Linked DNA regions of Homo sapiens: region 2 is linked to region 1. Evidence: chromatin loops called from intact Hi-C (ENCODE). Cell type or tissue: dorsolateral prefrontal cortex. All regions are shown on one strand. Links, peaks and the distances in the headings refer to the core of each region. The heading gives the core; the rest is flanking DNA.

Region 1 (8,335 bases), core at 157-8,156:
ATTGCTGCTTTCCTTTATCCTCAGGAGTGATATCATCCTAGTAAATTTGTTTGCACAAATGAATTAAACACCACCGCCCCGCCACATTATTGACCTATACTTTTCCAAAAGCCAATGCTTTCATTTCTCATCTTGAGTAATTACTAGCTCTGCAGCCTTTCTGTTCCCCACTTTGAAAAGTTCACGTGCTCTATTATGTTGGATAATGTCTAGTGGATTTTTTTTCTTCCTAGAGGAACTTTTTTTTAAGTTAATTTAATTGGATGCAAATTTTAAAACTGGCCCATTCTCTCAAATGGGGAAAAATATCTAGAAAGTGGAATGCTGTTTTTGTTTGTACTAGAGCAGCAGTTTCATCTGTGATGCCTAGGATAAACATTTTATATCAGATAGAGTTGCCAGATTTAGGTTAGGGGATAGGGGAGGAAGCACCAGTTAAATTTGAATTTCATATAAACATTGAATAACTTTTTTCAGTGTAAGTGTGCCCCATGATGCAATGTTTGGGACATACTATTAAAAATATTTATTGTTTATCTGAAATTTAAATTTAACTGGATGTACTGTGTTTCATATGGCAATCTTATTTCAGGACTTCTTTGCTCTCAAATATTGAGGACCTTAAGCAACATTTATTTATGTCAATTATATATATCGATATTTGCTGAATTATAAATTTAACTAAGAAATATAGGCTGGGTGCAGTGGCTTACGCCTGTAATCCCAACAGTTTGGGAGGCCAAGGCGGGCGGATCACCTGAGGTCAGGAGTTCGAGACCAGCCTGGCCAACATAGTGAAACCCTGTCTCTACTAAAAATACAAAAATCAGCCAAATGTGGTTCTCGGCACCTGTAATCCCAGCTACCTGGGAGGCTGAGGCAGGAGAATTGCAACCCAGGAGGTGGAGGTTGCAGTGAGCCGAGATCACGCCACTGCACTCCAGCCTAGATGACAGAGCTAGACTCCGTCTCAAAAAAAGAAAAGAAATATTTTAGGGTAGGCACGATGACTCATGCCTTTAGTTCTAACACTTTGGGAGGCCAAGACAGGCAGATTGCTTGAGCCCAGGAGTTCAGGACCAGCCTGGGCAAAATGGCAAAACTTCGTCTCTACAAAAAAAAAAAAAAAAATTAGCTGGGTTTGGTGGTGCGTGCCTGTAGTCCCAGCTACTCAGGAGGCTGAGGTGGGAGGATCATCTGAGCCCAGGAGGTTGAGGCTGCAGTGACCCATGATCCCACCACTGCATTCCAGCCTTGTCGATAGAGACCCTTTCTCAAAAAAAAAAAAAAAAAAAAAAAAAGAAAGAAATATTTTAATGTATATTAATTCATTTAGACAGTAATAAAGCATATTAACATAAATGATGTTTTTAGTAACTTTTTAAATGAAAAAACAGTTTTTCAAAACAAAAATAGTAAGAAAAGTGTCATTGTTTTCTTTTCATTTTCTTTCTTTTCTTTCTTTCTTTCTTTTTTTTTTTTTTTTTTTTTTTTTTACGGAGTTTTGCTCCTGTCACCCAGGCTGGAATGCAATGGCACGATCTCGGCTCACTGTGACCTCCGCCTCCCAGGTTCAAGCGATTCTCCTGCCTCAGCCTCCTGAGTAGCTGGGACTACAGGTGCACACCACCACGCCCAGCTAATTTTTGTATTTTTAGTAGAGACAGGGTTTCACCATGTTGGCCAGGCTGGTCTCGAACTCCTGACTTCAGGTGATCCACCGGCCTCAGCCTCCCGAAGTGCTGGGATTACAGGCGTGAGTCACCACACCCGGCCAGAGTGTCGTTGTCTTCTATTTTGGTGAATCTTTTAATATCTGGCTGGATTCTCATATCTCTTTCTGTATTCCATCAGGTATGCTATTACAAAAGCAGGTACTGTCTGGAAGTCTCCACTGAAATATGAGAGTGACAGTTAGGTGTGCGGAAGAAAGTGGCACAAAGCAAGTAACATCTTAGTATTGTTATAAAAATAGTTTGAACAGCCAGGTGCGGTGGCTCACGCCTGTAATCCCAGCACTTTGAGAGGCTGAGGCGGGCGGATCACGAGGCCAGGAGATCGAGACCATCCTGGCCAACATGGTGAAACCCCGTCTCTAATAAAAATACAAAAAATTAGCCAGGCATGGTGGCGGGTGCCTGTAGTCCCAACTACTTGGGAGGCTGAGGCAGGAGAACAGCGTGAACCCAGGAGGCGGAGCTTGCAGTGAGCCGAGATCGCACCACTGCACTCCAGCCTGGGCGACAGAGCAAGACTCCATCTCAAAAAAAAAAAAAAAAAAGTTTGACCATGTGGATCTTCTGAAAGGGTCTCGGGTACCTCCTCTGGGGTCCCCCAAGCATGCTTTTAGAATCACTGGACTAGGAATAAGAGGCTCTGTAATTCTAGCTTGTGTTTTGCAGTGATTATAAATAATCAGAATAGTGGATAGGCTTTTTTTTTTTTTTGAGGCAGAGTCTCGCTCTATCGCCCAGGCTGGAGTGCAGAGGCGTGATCTCGGTTCACCACAACCTCTGTCTCCCGGGTTCAAGCAATTCTTGTGCCTCAGCCTCCAGCATAGCTGGGACTACAGGTGCCCACCAACATGGCTGGCTAATTTTTTTTGTATTTTTAGTAGAGACAAAGTTTCATCATGTTGGCCAGGCTGGTCTTGAACTCCTGACCTCAGGTGATCTGCCCACCTCGGCCTCCCAAAGTGCTGGGATTACAGGTATGAGCCACTGCACCTGGCTGAGGATAAGCATTCTTTAAGAAGGCCTAACGGCCCTAATATAAAACAGTTTAAAAACGATTATCCAGATTTAGGAATAATTCTTCCCTAAGTGATTTTTTTTAAATTTAAAATACAATTAAGTCTATTATACTCAGCCATCCAAGTAAACAGGTATTATTTAAAAATCAAGGTAACACTCAACCTGTCAAATAGGTACATGGTCAGCTTTCCATTTAGAATCAACTTTTATTTAACTATTTAGAATACAGCTTAACATATACTGATTGGGTTGAATTGTGTTTATTTTTAGAGTGTGTGTGTCTCTTCTAGGCAGAGTGCATACTGTCTAGGATTAGACGTGGGCGGTTTTTAAAGGAGTTAGCATAACGCAGTCACTAATATGATTCTTATCTTACTTAGAGATGGTGTAGAGGTCGTTGATAGGCCAAATGTAAGAGTGCACAGAGAAGTAAAAAATTAAAGATAGCTTCTTTAATTGCTTAAGTTGCTTGGGCAACTGTGAAAATGAAAGGGCTATTAACAAAAATAGAGGAAAAAGAAGTGCCAGTTTGGAATAAAGATGGTAAGTTCAGTTTGGGGCTGGAAATGTGGGGTAGCTCAGGAGAGGAGCCAGCATGTGATAGGACTGAGATAATTGCTCACATAGGAGTCAAAACATTTCCAAGGAAAACAGTGTAGAGAGAGCATGAAACTGCTAAAAAACCTATCTATGAAGATTACTTCAATTTGGGTTGGGGAAGAAAAGATGAAGAAAAGGAAGGTAATACATGAGAAGAGGGCTTAAGAGAGCTAAGAAGAAGGGTGTGTGGTCAGCAGCATCAATCAAGTACTGTATTGAGATCGACGAATGATAATTGGTTCTTTTTTGAGATAGAGTGTCACTCTGTCGCCCAGGCTACATTCCAGGAGTGCAATCTCAGCTCACTGCAACCTCCACCTCCCAGGTTCAAGTGATTCTTGTGCCTCAGCCTCCTGAGTAGCTGGGATTACAGGGGTGCACCACCAGGCCCGGCTAATTTTTTGTGTTTTTGGTAGAGATGGGGTTTCACCATGTTGGCCAGGCTGGTCCCAAACTTCTGGCCTCAAGTGATCCACTCATCTCGGCTTCTCAAAGTGCTAGGATTACAGGCCTGAGCCACCAGGCCCAGCTGATAATTGGTTCTTAAATTTGGAACTGCGAAGTCCTGGTTACCTTAGAGAGAGTATTGTTTTGATAAGTTTTTATTATTTCAGTTTTGGGTTTGAGAAACATGAAACAGGAGTTTTTGACTTGTCTGAAACAGCACCGACTCCAGAAGGGCTAACGCCAGCTCTGCCTGGTCCCTTTCCTCCTTCACTGGGGCCATTTACACTGTGTTAATTAAGCTAATTGAGATACTGCTAGAAAGCTTTCTCCAGCAGAATTCACTTCCTGAAATATTCAACCTTATTTTAGAGGGAAAAGTTTGTTTTTAGATAGAATGTTTACATTTTAGGTAAAACACTGGCCTTAGAGTCAGCAGATGTGCATTCCAGTGCTGCTGCTCCTTAACCTCTCTGGGGCCCCCATTTCCTCTTTAGTTGAATTTGGGAGTTGGGCTAGATTATCTCTTAGGCTATGCTAAAATTATGATGTTAATGACATTTGTCTCTTTTTTCCCTTTTGTTTTGCTTTATTGTAATAGGTTCACCAAGTTGAAGAGTCTTAACCTTTCCAATAATCATTTAGGGGACTTCCCACTGGCAGTCTGCAGTATTCCAACCCTGGCAGAGCTGAACGTGTCCTGCAATGCCCTGCGATCAGTCCCGGCAGCCGTTGGAGTGATGCACAAGTGTGTACTTCAAACCCCACTGGCGGGTATATCCAGAAGCCCCAGGGAAGCTGCATTGGGGGTGTGGCACATGAGATTAGTTAACTTGTTATGTTGCTCATGTAAGTCTTGGCCCCAAATCAAGAGATCAGGGACTATGTAGTCCGTATGGAGTTCATATGTTGGATTTGTACTCCTTACAGTCTTGTAAAAAAATTAAATATTCTTGTTTAGAACTGAAGATCCCTACAGATGAGTATGTCTAAACATGGAATGTGGGTTATGTTCTCATTTTTCTGAGTTATATTGAATTTTAAGACTTAGAAATTAATTTTAAGAAATAACAAGGAAAGCCCAAAGGATATCTGAATCAATTCATATCACAGTTAGCTCACATTGCTCCCATTTAAGCCTATTCAAATTGGGAAAACTAGTCATGATTTTCATTTTCAATAAAAGATTAAGATGCTTATCTCTGATTATTTCTCTTTGGTCCATTATTGCCTCAGGCCCTGCCCTTAGGCATTTTGCGAAGAATAATACATTTTCTGGTAATACGGTCTACACTTATGGAACTTGTATGTTGATAATAAAGATGTAAAATTTATATGTTCTCTTTGTAATTCTTATGTTTTCTCTAATAGCTTACAGACATTTTTGTTGGATGGAAACTTTCTCCAATCCCTTCCTGCTGAGTTGGAGAACATGAAGCAGCTTAGTTATCTGGGTCTTTCTTTCAATGAATTTACTGACATTCCCGAAGTATTGGAGAAATTGACTGCTGTGGATAAACTTTGTATGTCTGGAAACTGTGTGGAGACCCTTAGGCTACAGGCTTTAAGAAAAATGCCTCACATTAAACATGTGGATCTAAGGTAACCATTTTTGAGAAATAGATCTCATTTGAGTGGCTGGCTTATATTGCAGGGGTGGGGAGTAGGTTATTAACCAAGGCAAACAAGCTGGGTAATTGAATGTGGGCCCGTTTTTCTATTTCTGCCTAGAGGGAAGAATTATGATTAATAGTAGGGTTTGCTATTACTGGAAACTCTCACTGATGTATGTCTTGAAGGTCTTTGTTTTGCAGATTGGAACCCAGTTGAGTGAGAGAGCTGTTTTTTGTTGTTGTTGTTGGTTTTTGTTTTTTTTGTTGTTCTTGTTTTTTTTTTTTTTGAGTCAAAGTCTCGCTCTGTCGCCCAGGCTGGAGTGCGGTGGCCTGATCTCGGCTTACTGCAAGCTCCGCCTGCCAGGTTCATGCCATTCTCCTGTCTCAGCCTCCCTAGTAGCTGGGACTACAGGCACCCACCACCATGCCTGGCTAATTTTTTTGTATTTTTAGTAGAGACGAAGTTTCACTGTGTTAGTAGCCAGGATGGTCTCGATCTCCTGACCTCGTGATCCACCCGCCTCGGCCTCCCAAAGTGCTGGGATTACAGGCATGAGCCACCATGCCCGTCCTGTTTTTTGTTGTTGTTTTTAAAGAGATGGGGCCTTGCTCTCTTGCCCGGCCTGGAGTGTAATGATGTGCTCAGAGCTCACTGCAGCCTCAAACTCCTGGGCTCAGGTGATCTTCCTGCCTCAGCCTCCCAAGTACTCAGGCATGTTCAGTTTCATCAGTGTAAAGGAGCATCACCTTTTGCTCCCCTTTCTTCTCCTTTCATATGGTTCAGCCTAGGAAACCTATACATTCCAGTCCCATAAAGAATTGCTTGGCTTCACCTTTCCTCAGAATAAAGGAATCAGACCTGTCCCTCCTAGGGAAGTATTAGCAATTTGCAGATATAAAATTCTTAATTTGGAGGTAAAAGTGGTTATAATTTATCTGATTTTTGAGAATTTCTTGGAATGTGACAAGATAAGGAACTCTAAACACTTTGTTAACTTGCTTTCTAAATTGTTAACATTATTTGCCTCTTGAGTTCCTTGTATTTAGAAAACCCTCATATTCCAGAATTTGAGCCCTATTTTATTCATCCACCAGTGGTAGAACTTCATTAGAGCCAAGGACAATGGCTTGCACTGACCTCAGGTAGTAAGAATGAGATGATTTCTGAGTTACCTGGTACATGTAGGGAGACATCATTTTTCTTGATCTGAATTAGCTTACACATAAGATCAATCTGAAATGTCTGGAAGTAATAAATCTTAGTAAGAGCTTTATAAATTCTTCAGATTCATAGTTCTAACTTGAGTTTTTAGATGACATCACCTACAGGATATTTAAATACCAGAATAGACATTAGACACTCTGTAAATGTTGCATGACCATGAGTAACTGCTTCCTTCCTGGCTCCTGAGCTGAGGAGGGGAAAATCAGATAGGTTTGTTCTAATTCTGCCTTAATACTTTATTTGTTGTTTATTGTTTTTGTTTTTGCTTCTGTTTTCAGAGATAGAGTATCTGTCTGTCGCCCAGGCTGGAGTGCAGTGGCATGATCTCAGCTCACTGCAACCTCCACCTCCTGGGTTCAAGAGATTCTCCTCCCTCAACCTCCCGAGTAGCTGGGATTACAAGTGCCCGCCACCACACCTGGCTAGTTTTTGTATTTTTACTGAAGACAGGGGTTCACCATATTGGCCAGACTGGTCTTGAACTCCTGACCTCAAGTGATCCACCTGCCTCGACCTCTCAAAGTGCTGGAATTACAGACATGAGCCACCACACCCAGCCTAATTCTGCCTTAATACTTAAAATCAAAGCTAGTGGAGTAATTTAAGGAGAGTCTTGCTTAGTTTCTCTAAGTAAAGGGCCACTTTTATTCAATTTTTTTTCCCTTTAAATGGAAATGGTACATCAGATTGATTATTTTTTTCTTTGCATTGATGTTGTTTGAGTTTGATATTATTTCTTCTGTGGCATCATTAATAATTCCTCCTCCCTTCTCCTCTTTCTCCTCTTTGTACAAAGTGTGGCTGTTACTTCTTGGTCAGTTCTCTTTCTATCCATGTTTTCTGCCTTGGGGGTTGCATATACTCTCAGGCTTCATTTTCACCTTTCATCTTGATGTTAATCATTCCCCAGTCTTTCCCTATTCCTTCTTTGACTTCTTGAGACCAGTTCCACTTAAGCTGCCAGCTGGATAACTTCTTGGTTTTCCCTATTCACACATTTAACCAAATACATGTAAAACAGAGTTCAGTGTCTTTCTTACTCAACCAATTCTTTCTCATGGATTTCTTTTTTTGCTGATAGCAACACCACCTCATTGGTTTTCCAGACACACAACTCTTGGCTGATTCTGTCAGCTCTTCTTTTACATGAGTTTCTGTCTTTTATCCCTTCCTTTTTCTTCTCACTGTGACTGTTGTCTTCTACCTGAGCCATTTGCTTCCATTGTGCAGCCTCCCAAGCAAGCACAATTTTGCTCAGAGCCTGCGGTTCTCTAGTTCAAGGTACTCAAGCCCTCATATTTGGTTTCAGCCCACTGGTATGTGAGTCATTTGAGGATGAGGCTCTATCTCTGAGCTGCTCATGTGTGGGCCTCCAACCTGTGGTGGCAAGTTAACTATTTGCTACTTTTCCACAATGAGATGTGTACAGAAGTTAAGACTAATATTTTAGTAACATATAATGATTTGACATTGCCACAATATCCAACTGCATTACGAGTTGATTCTTGCTGTACAGGGAATCAACTAGTTTTTTTTATTTTGTTTTATTTATTATTATTATTATTATTTTTTGAGACGGAATTTCTTGTTGCCCAGACTGGAGTGCAGTGGTGTGATCTCGGCTCACTGCAACCTCCGCTTCCCAGATTTAAGCAATTTTCCTGCCTCAGCCTCCCAAGTAACTGGGATTACAGGCGCCC
Region 2 (8,335 bases), core at 125-8,124, 60 kb before region 1:
CCCCTATCTGTGTTTAGTGATCAGTGGGGTTAGCATTTTTAGTTTATTAAGTGCCTAGTTATAAATTTTGAATCTTAAATGTTTCTCATTTCGGAGAAAATGTGATGCAACGGATATATTTTTGACATTACTGATTTCTTTGCTTTGGGTATGTTAACTATTTTATTGCTATTATTTATAAAATAGAACCAGATTACTTGGGGAAATGTTACATTATTTTCTTTGTCAGAGTTATTTATAAAGTCCCAAGCATTGGTAAGGGTAGCATCACCATACTTATAGGTCAGTATTTCTTGATTTTTAAGTGATATGTTAATAAATGGAAATTAGGATTTGGATGAGAAAATGGGTCATTGGGGGCACATTGAGCAAATATTTTCTTTTTCTTTTTCTTTTTTTTTTTTTGAGATGGAGTCTTGCTCTGTTTCCCAGGCTGGAGTGTGGTGGTGCAATCCCAGCTCACTGCAACCTCTGCCTCCCGGGTTCAAGTGATTCTCCTGCCTCAGCCTCCCAAGTAGCTGGGACTACAGGCGCATGACACCATATCCAGCTAATTTTTTGTATTTTTAGTAGAGACAGGGTTTCACCATGTTAGCCAGGATGGTCTTGATCTCCTGACCTCGTGATTCACCCACTTTGGCCTCCCAGAGTGCTGAGATTACAGGCATGAGCCACTGTGCCTGGCCTAAGTAAACCATTTGTTAATTGGTTGTCTAAATGTCTGATCTGTTTCAAGGGTTGTAAGTGAAGGAAGTAAGACCACATGTGTATGGTAATAAATGGTTTTGTTGCTCACTGCTGTGTAGCAAGCACATTCTTGTAGTCTTTCCTTATGAATAAATAGCCTATGTTAGTTTTTTCCTCTCTATTCTAGTTTCAAGAAGGCTAATACTTGATCATTTTCAAAAATAGGTTTTGGTCAGGCTGTGCAAGATGCGTTTAGATTGATTTTAGTCGTTCATTTTGAAACCAATGCTGCTTAACTTTTGTCGGAGCATTGAAGAGTTAGTGACTGATATACTAAGATTTTGCCCTGTGGATGGATGGATTACTGAAAAAATACTCATCTGTATTACCACTATAGGTTATTAAAAATGCATATTTAATGTTTGATACTTTGTTAGGTCAACAGTCTCTCTCTTTGTGATGCTGGGTGTTTGCATAGGCAAATCTAATATAACTATTCAGTATCCTCTTTGGGGAAGGCACTGTGCTTGGCACCCCAGAAATACTAACATAGCTAAATAACCCTGCCTGCCTTTGAAGAGCTTATGATTTTGTATCAGAAGATGAAGTAGGCACAATGATATCTGTTGTAAGAAAGATGCAGGAAGGTACTGTGGGGGATTAATGGAAGGAGAGATTACATTTTTTCGGGTAAGAGGGAATTTTGTAATGAAAGGTAGCAATTATGATAGAATTTGAAGGATGAAAAGTCTTTTGACATGTGAAGGAGATGGTCAGAAAGATTATTATGCTTATAGAGGCAGAGGCAGGAAAGCACATGGAATGTTCAGATAAGGTCAGCAGATCCGGTTATAATTAGCATTTTCATTCAGTACTAGAGTCTTGTCCTGTTTCCCAGGTCTGTTACTGGATGGTCTTCTACCACTGAGTGAATTGAAAGTTAATAGCTTCCTCTTTTCACAAGCAAAACTTGTAAAACCTGTTTTATACTATGCCTTTAAAAAATAATTGACTACATTGAAAAATTGAGTCTTTAATATCTGTTGACTGAGTTAGGGAAAAATAATTGATTTCTTGCAATTTGAGCTTTCATTAATTTTTGTCTGTTGTTGTTTTTTTTTATCCTGTTCTATTGTTAAAGAAAAAACTGAGAGTATGAATGAAAGGAGTTTTATTTTTTCTTTTTAATTTAGATATAGAAGAGCTATAGATTTAGAAATAAGGTGTGAGATAGATTGGTCATAACCTAGTTAGAATTGCTGTGGTTTCATACCACGTGAGCATGGTCATTACTTTACATATATGGCTTTGCTGTTAAATAAAACTCTCAAAATTTAGTTATTGAAAGAGTATTTAATAGATACATTTATATTATGCAGTTTTAATGTTGTATTTAACTTGTCCTATAGAATTTAACATAGATTTTTAAATAATGTATTATTATTATTTTTTTAAAAAGACAGTCTTGCTTTGTCATCCAGGCTGGAGTGCAGTGGTGCGATCTTGGGTCACTGCACTCTCTGCCTCCCGGGTTCAAGCGATTCTCCTGCCTCAGCCTCCTGAGTAGCTGGGACTGCAGGTGCACACCACCATGCCCGGCCAATTTTTGTACTTTTAGTAGAGACAGGGTTTCACCGTGTTGGCCAGGCTGGTCTTGAACTCCTGATCTCAAGTGATCCGCCTGCTTCGGCCTCCCATAGTGCTGGGATTACAGGCGTGAGCCACCACGCCTGGCCAGATAATACTGTATTTTAATTAATATTTGTTAAATTATGAAGTATAATAAATTGAAGAATTGTCAGCCACTACTGAATTTAGGAACTGTGGGGATATCAATACCAGAGTTTCTTCTACCTGTGTTCTCTTTACATATATCTCATTGCCTCCCCTAGCCCTAGAAGGATTCACTGTCCTAGAATGTATATTCCTCATTTTTTCCTTTTTTGAAATAAGTTTTACCGTGTATCTATATTTTGCTTGTTTTTGATGTGTATAAAAGTGATAAATTGCTGTGGTCTTCTGTAATTGAATTTATTCACCTAATACAATGTTTCATAATAAGATTACATGTTACTTATGTGGTTTTCATTTCTCTATAATGTCTACTGTAAACATTCCACAATTTTCATAATTCCTTAAGTAATTTTCCTGCTGATGGACATTTGGGTTGCTTTCAGTTTGTTGTTGTTATAATAACAACAGTGCTGCTGCTATAGTCTCATGTTGATATGCCTCCTGGTATGCAAGTACCTTTTCTAAGACAGTAGTTTGCGAGTGGAGTTACTATGCTGAAGGGACATTTGGTTATATGTAGGAATGTTTTGATGGTCAGATGATTGAACAGTGAACATTATCAGTTAATATAAGCATAAGTAATGCCCTGGTAACACCCCTCTTTTCCCCCCAATCTTAGTGACTTGTCATAACAGTTATTTCTCACATTGTCTGTTGTGGGTCAGTGGGGTTGGGGGGTGGGCGTTTCTTTTGTCACACAGTTGTTCAGGGACCCAGCCTGATGAAGTCTTGGCTCTTTTATACTTCCCTTTGTTGTTTTGGCAAGGGAAGAGGTAATTGGAGCATCATTCATGGGCCTTGTATGTTTGGATGCAGAAGTGACACATGCCACTTCTCTCTGTGGCTCATTGGCCAGAACTAGTCACATCGCTCCACCTTAATTGCAAGGGGTCTGAGAAATGTGGAGTAGATAGAGTGATTGGTGAATAACATTATCTTTGCTGCAGGGGACACTCTTGGCATTTAAAGGCAGAGGCGAGAGTTTAAAATATTGTGCAAAGTATTAGAGAGTTCTGCATAGGGGACAATGAAGAACTATTCAATCCACAATTCCTATAATGATCTCCTTGAGAAATACTACTGTTGGGTATACACTTTGGAGCTCGGTTACTGGGCTCTGGGACATACACACATCTACTTTCGCAAGATGATACCAAGTTGTTTTTCAGGGTCGATGTACCATTTTGCATTCACATCAGTGTACAAGTGTTGTTTCTCCACATCTTCACCAACACTTTACTGACGTGTAATTGACAACAATAAACTGCACATTTCAGTTTTATAACTGTACACTCCAGTTAACACAATTTGATAGCTGTATACCCCCATTAAACCATCACGGCAACCAGGATAGTGACCATGTTCATTATTCCCAGAAGTTTCCTCGTGTCCCTTTGTTCTCCTTTCCTCCCACCCTTTTATTTTCCTTTCCTCCCACCCTCTCCCACTCCTCTCCATCCCTAAGAAACCTTTTGCTTGATATCTGTCAATTTGTTTACACAGCATTTTTTAAAAAATCGTATTTTCTGTTTGGTTTATAGAAACACAGTTGGTTTTTGAGTATTGATCTTGAGTATTGATTTATCGTCTTGCTAAATGTTCTGGTTTATTCTAATATGATGCCTGTAGGTTTTTTTGTTTACTGTATAGTTAATCATATAATATTCAAATGATGACAGGTTTCTTCCTTTTCTTTGTCTTACTGTTACGGGCAGGAAGATCTAGTACAGTGTTGAATAGAAACAGTAGATACTTATCAATGATCCTTTTTTTTTTCCTTTTTTTTTTTGAGACAGAGTCTGTCTCTTGTCACGCAGGCTGGAGTGCAGTGGTGCATTCTTGGTTCACTGCAACCTCTGTCTCCCGGGTTCAAGCCATTCTCCTGCCTCAGCCTCCCGAGTAGCTGGGACTACAGGCGCATGCCACCACACACAGCTAATTTTTGTATTTTTAGTAGAGACTGGGTTTCATCATGTTGACCAGGCTGGTCTTCTGACCTCAGGTGACCCCCCTGCCTCGGCCTCCTAAAGTGCTGGGATTACAGGTGTGAGCCACCGCACCTGGCTCCTTATCAATGATCTTGAGAATGATATCTCATCATTAACATTGAAGTTTGCTTTAGATGTTTGATAAATACCCTTGGTCAGTTTAAGTGAGTTTTTATTTTCTGAGTTTGCTGAGAATTTTTATTCTTCATTTCAGCCTGAATGAAGTTACTAACAGCTTTTTCTGCAACTGTGGGGTTAATAGTATGGGTGTCTTTAATCCGTTAATGTGATTAATGGTTTTATAGTTCTAATTACGTTAAACTGTCTTTCTTTATCTGAGGTAAATTCAACTGGTTCTTTTTTTTTTTTTTTTTTTTTTGAGGCGGAGTCTTGCTGTGTTGCCCAGGCTGGAGCACACTGGCACAATATCAGCTCACTGCATCCTCCACCTCCCGGGTTCAAGCGATTCTCCTGCCTCAGCCTCCTGAGTACCTGGGATTACAGGCATGCACCACCACGCCCGACTAATTTTTGTATTTTTAGTAGAAGTGGGGTTTCACCATGTTGGCCAGGCTGGTCTCAAACTCCTGACCTCAAATGATTCGCCTGCCTCAGCCTTCCAAAGTATTGGGATTATAGGGGTGAGCCACCGTGCCCGGCCTTGTTCTTGATACATATATATATTTTTAAATTACTGGGTTTTCTAAAATAAATAAATAAATTAATTAATTAAAAGGCTGGGAATGGTGGCTGATGTCTGTAATCCCAGCACTTGAGAGGCTGAGGCGGGTTGATCACGAGGTCAGGAGTTCAAGACCAGACTGGCCAAGATGGTGAAACCCTGTCTTTACTAAAAATACAAAAATTGGTGGCGCAGTGGCAGGCGCCTGTAATCCCAGTTACTTGGGAGGCTGAGGCAGGAGAATCGCTTGAACCTGGGAGGCAGAGGTTGCAGTGAGCTGAGATCGTGCCACTGCACTGCAGCCTGGGCAACAGAGCGAGACTCCATCTAAAAATAAATAAATAAATAAATAAATAAATAAATAAATAAATAAATAAATAAATAAAAATAAATTACTGGATTTTGATGCAACATTTTGTTCAAGATAAATCTTTGTGACCATGGTTACCTGTAAGTTTCCTTTCTGTTACTGTTCTCATGTGGGTCTTGGTTATACTATCCTCATAGAATGGGTTGGGGTGTTTTCCTTCATTTTTTTGTTTGCTGGATGAGTTTGCATGAGTTTGGATTGATCTATTTTTTGAAACTTTGGTAAAAGTTACCTGTAAAGCTATATGGGCCTGATTTTTTTTGAGACATTAAAAAAAAAAAAAACTTCTATATTTTAAATGGCTATATAGGGGCCAGGCGTGGCTCATGCCTATAATCCCAGCACTTTGGGAGGCCAAGGCTGTAATCCCATCTACTCAAGAGGTTGAGATAGGAGAATCGCTTGCAATCGGAAGGCGGAGTTTGCAGTGAGCTAAGATTGCACCACTGCACTCCAGCCTGGGCAAGGAGTGAAATTCCGTCTCAAAAACAAAGTTATAGGACTATTCAATTTTTGTTTTGTTTTGTTAACACTGGATTTTACTCCATTGTACAGGTTGGAGTGCAGTGGTATAGTTACTCCACACTATAGCCTTGACCTCCCCAGGCTTGGGCGATTTCCCCACTTTAGACTTCTGAGTAGCTATAGGACTACAAGGTGTGCGCTGCCACACCCAGCTAACTTTTGTTTTTCTGTTTTTTGTAGAGATAAGGTTTTGCCATGTTGCACAGGTTGATCTCCAACTCCTGGGCTCAAGCGATCTGTCCCTCTAGGTCTCCCGAAGTGCTGGGATTACAAGTGTGAGCCTGCACCTGGCTGATAGGACTATTTAGGCTTTTGGTTTTTCTTTATTTAGTAGTATTGGTAAAACATATTTTTTCTAAGAATTTGTCACAAAATTGTTCATAATATTCTCTTCTTAATCTCTGGCGAATCTGTAGCTGTGTCTCCCTTTTTATTGTTAATTGTTAATATTATTTATAAGTGTCTCTGCTCTCTTTTTCTTGCCAGAGGATGTATCCATTTTTCTTGCCAGAGTATTTATCAATTGTACTAGTTTTCTTGAAGAATCAGTATTTTGCTTTGTTAATGTTTTCTCTTACATATTTGGTTTTCATTTCACCAATTGCTAGTTTTTATCATAGCCTTCTTTCAATTTTGGATTTATTCAATTTGGAGGTTTGATTTTATTTTTTTCCTTCCAAGTTTTTTTTTTTTTTGGAGACAGAGTCTTGCTCTGTCACCCAGGCTGGATCTCAGCTCACTGCAACCTCTGCCTCCTGGGTTTAAGCGATCCTCCCACCTCAGCCTCCCCAGTAGCTGGGACTACAGGCACCCACCACCGCTCCTAGCTGTAAGGTTTTTTTTGTATTTTTAGTAGAGAGGGGTTTTACCATGTTGACCAGGCTGGTCTCGAACTCCTGACCTCAGGTGATCCACCTGCCTCGGCCTCCCAAAGTGGTGGGATTACAGGCGTGAGCCACCACGCCCAGGCTTCCTTCCAAGTTCTTAAGGTGCATGCCGAGCAAATTAATGTTCTACCTTCTTTTCCAATATGACTATCAAAAGATACACGAGTTCAATTGAAAAAAATATATATATATATAAATTTCCCTTTGTATATCTTCTTTTATTGCAACATACAGATTTTGATATGTAGTTTTTCTAGAATTATTTAGTTCTAAGCGTTTTAAGATTTTGGTTGTAATTTCTCCTTGCACCTGTGAGTTGTTTAGAAGTTTGTTATTAAGTTTCCAAACATAGAAGTTTGTATAATGTTACTTTTGGTGTGTATTTTTCCCCTTGTGAAGAACTTACAAGGAGTGGAAATTTGATTTGACTGTATTTCACTGCATCATTAGGACTTGAAAGTTCTCATGGTAGGGTTTTATTACAGGTTAATTTCAGTTTAACAGTAATGTTTTCAATACTTATTTAATATGCTTGAAGACTTCTTAAGTAAAAATTCCTAAGTAAAATCTTAAGTAAAAATTCTAAGAGGAAGTAAGAACCCCAGCACCCTATTGTGAGGTTAGAAGAATAAGAAAGGGAGTCTGGACTAATTTTAAACAGAAAGAGGAGAATTTCACTGTGGTGGGGAAATATAGTAAAGATAAAACTCCCCCTTTTTTGGTTTCTTTGTAATTCAAATTGGGTGATCATATGCAGGAACTTAGTTCTCATTAATGAGTAACATATATAGGGAAACATGCAAATCCATGCAGGCTCCTTGATCAGAGGCATAGTTAGTGAAATACATCAGTGGTTCTGCTGTCTGACTTGTTTCTGCTTCTCTCTGTTTGCTTTTATAGGTAGAAGAAGTGAAAAAGCACCAACACTGTTTAGCATTTAGCTCCTCTGGACCCCAAAGCCAGACTTACTACATTTGCTTTGATACTTTCACAGAATACTTAAGGTGGCTGCGACAAGTCTCCAAGGTAAGCAAGCACTTAATCCAGGAATCCACTCAGCTTCTAGCTGGCTACAAAGTTCCTTTCTGCTTTAGCTGGGTCTAAAATATGGTTAGTTACACACACTTTTTTTTTCCTCCCCAGATACTGCCAGTGATTAGCAATTTTTAGTTTTTTAAAAACTAATTTTGCCTGAAAAGTGGCTTTTTAAAAATTGTTTTTTACTTGCCCAGTTTATACTTAAAAATAAATTGGTCTGTAAACAGGCATTACTATCTTAATGTTGTAGATAAAAAACATGAGATTGGGAATATTTGAGGGACTGACCCAGGCTAAGACAACTATAAAACCACAAAATACCCAGAGAATTGTTACAAATTTCCCTTCTTTCTCTGACTGTTTT

The links. A loop is a pair of places that touch in the nucleus more often than their neighbours do. Peaks named below come from ENCODE experiments on the same cell type or tissue, not always from the same donor. Only the 100,000 strongest peaks of a DNase experiment are listed, where the experiment ranks them.
Region 2: it touches region 1 in a loop (4-fold over the local background); 1 of 110 quality-filtered maps calls a loop at or near these places.

The regions. Positions count from the first base shown.
Region 1 is chr18:62,890,613-62,898,947 of GRCh38, forward strand. It overlaps PHLPP1 (PH domain and leucine rich repeat protein phosphatase 1), which reads left to right. Exons shown (of 17, transcript NM_194449.4): 5 at 4,399-4,545; 6 at 5,169-5,399. Among named protein-coding and RNA genes, the nearest start is that of PHLPP1, 180 kb to the left of the region's middle. RefSeq lists a silencer at 7,806-7,865 and an enhancer at 7,918-8,335. In dorsolateral prefrontal cortex, for the core only: no CTCF peak of the experiment used is centred there; no DNase peak of the experiment used is centred there; H3K27ac peaks cover 6,625 bases.
Region 2 is chr18:62,830,951-62,839,285 of GRCh38, forward strand. PHLPP1 (PH domain and leucine rich repeat protein phosphatase 1) reads left to right here. Exons shown (of 17, transcript NM_194449.4): 3 at 7,834-7,959. Among named protein-coding and RNA genes, the nearest start is that of PHLPP1, 120 kb to the left of the region's middle. In dorsolateral prefrontal cortex, for the core only: no CTCF peak of the experiment used is centred there; no DNase peak of the experiment used is centred there; H3K27ac peaks cover 4,888 bases.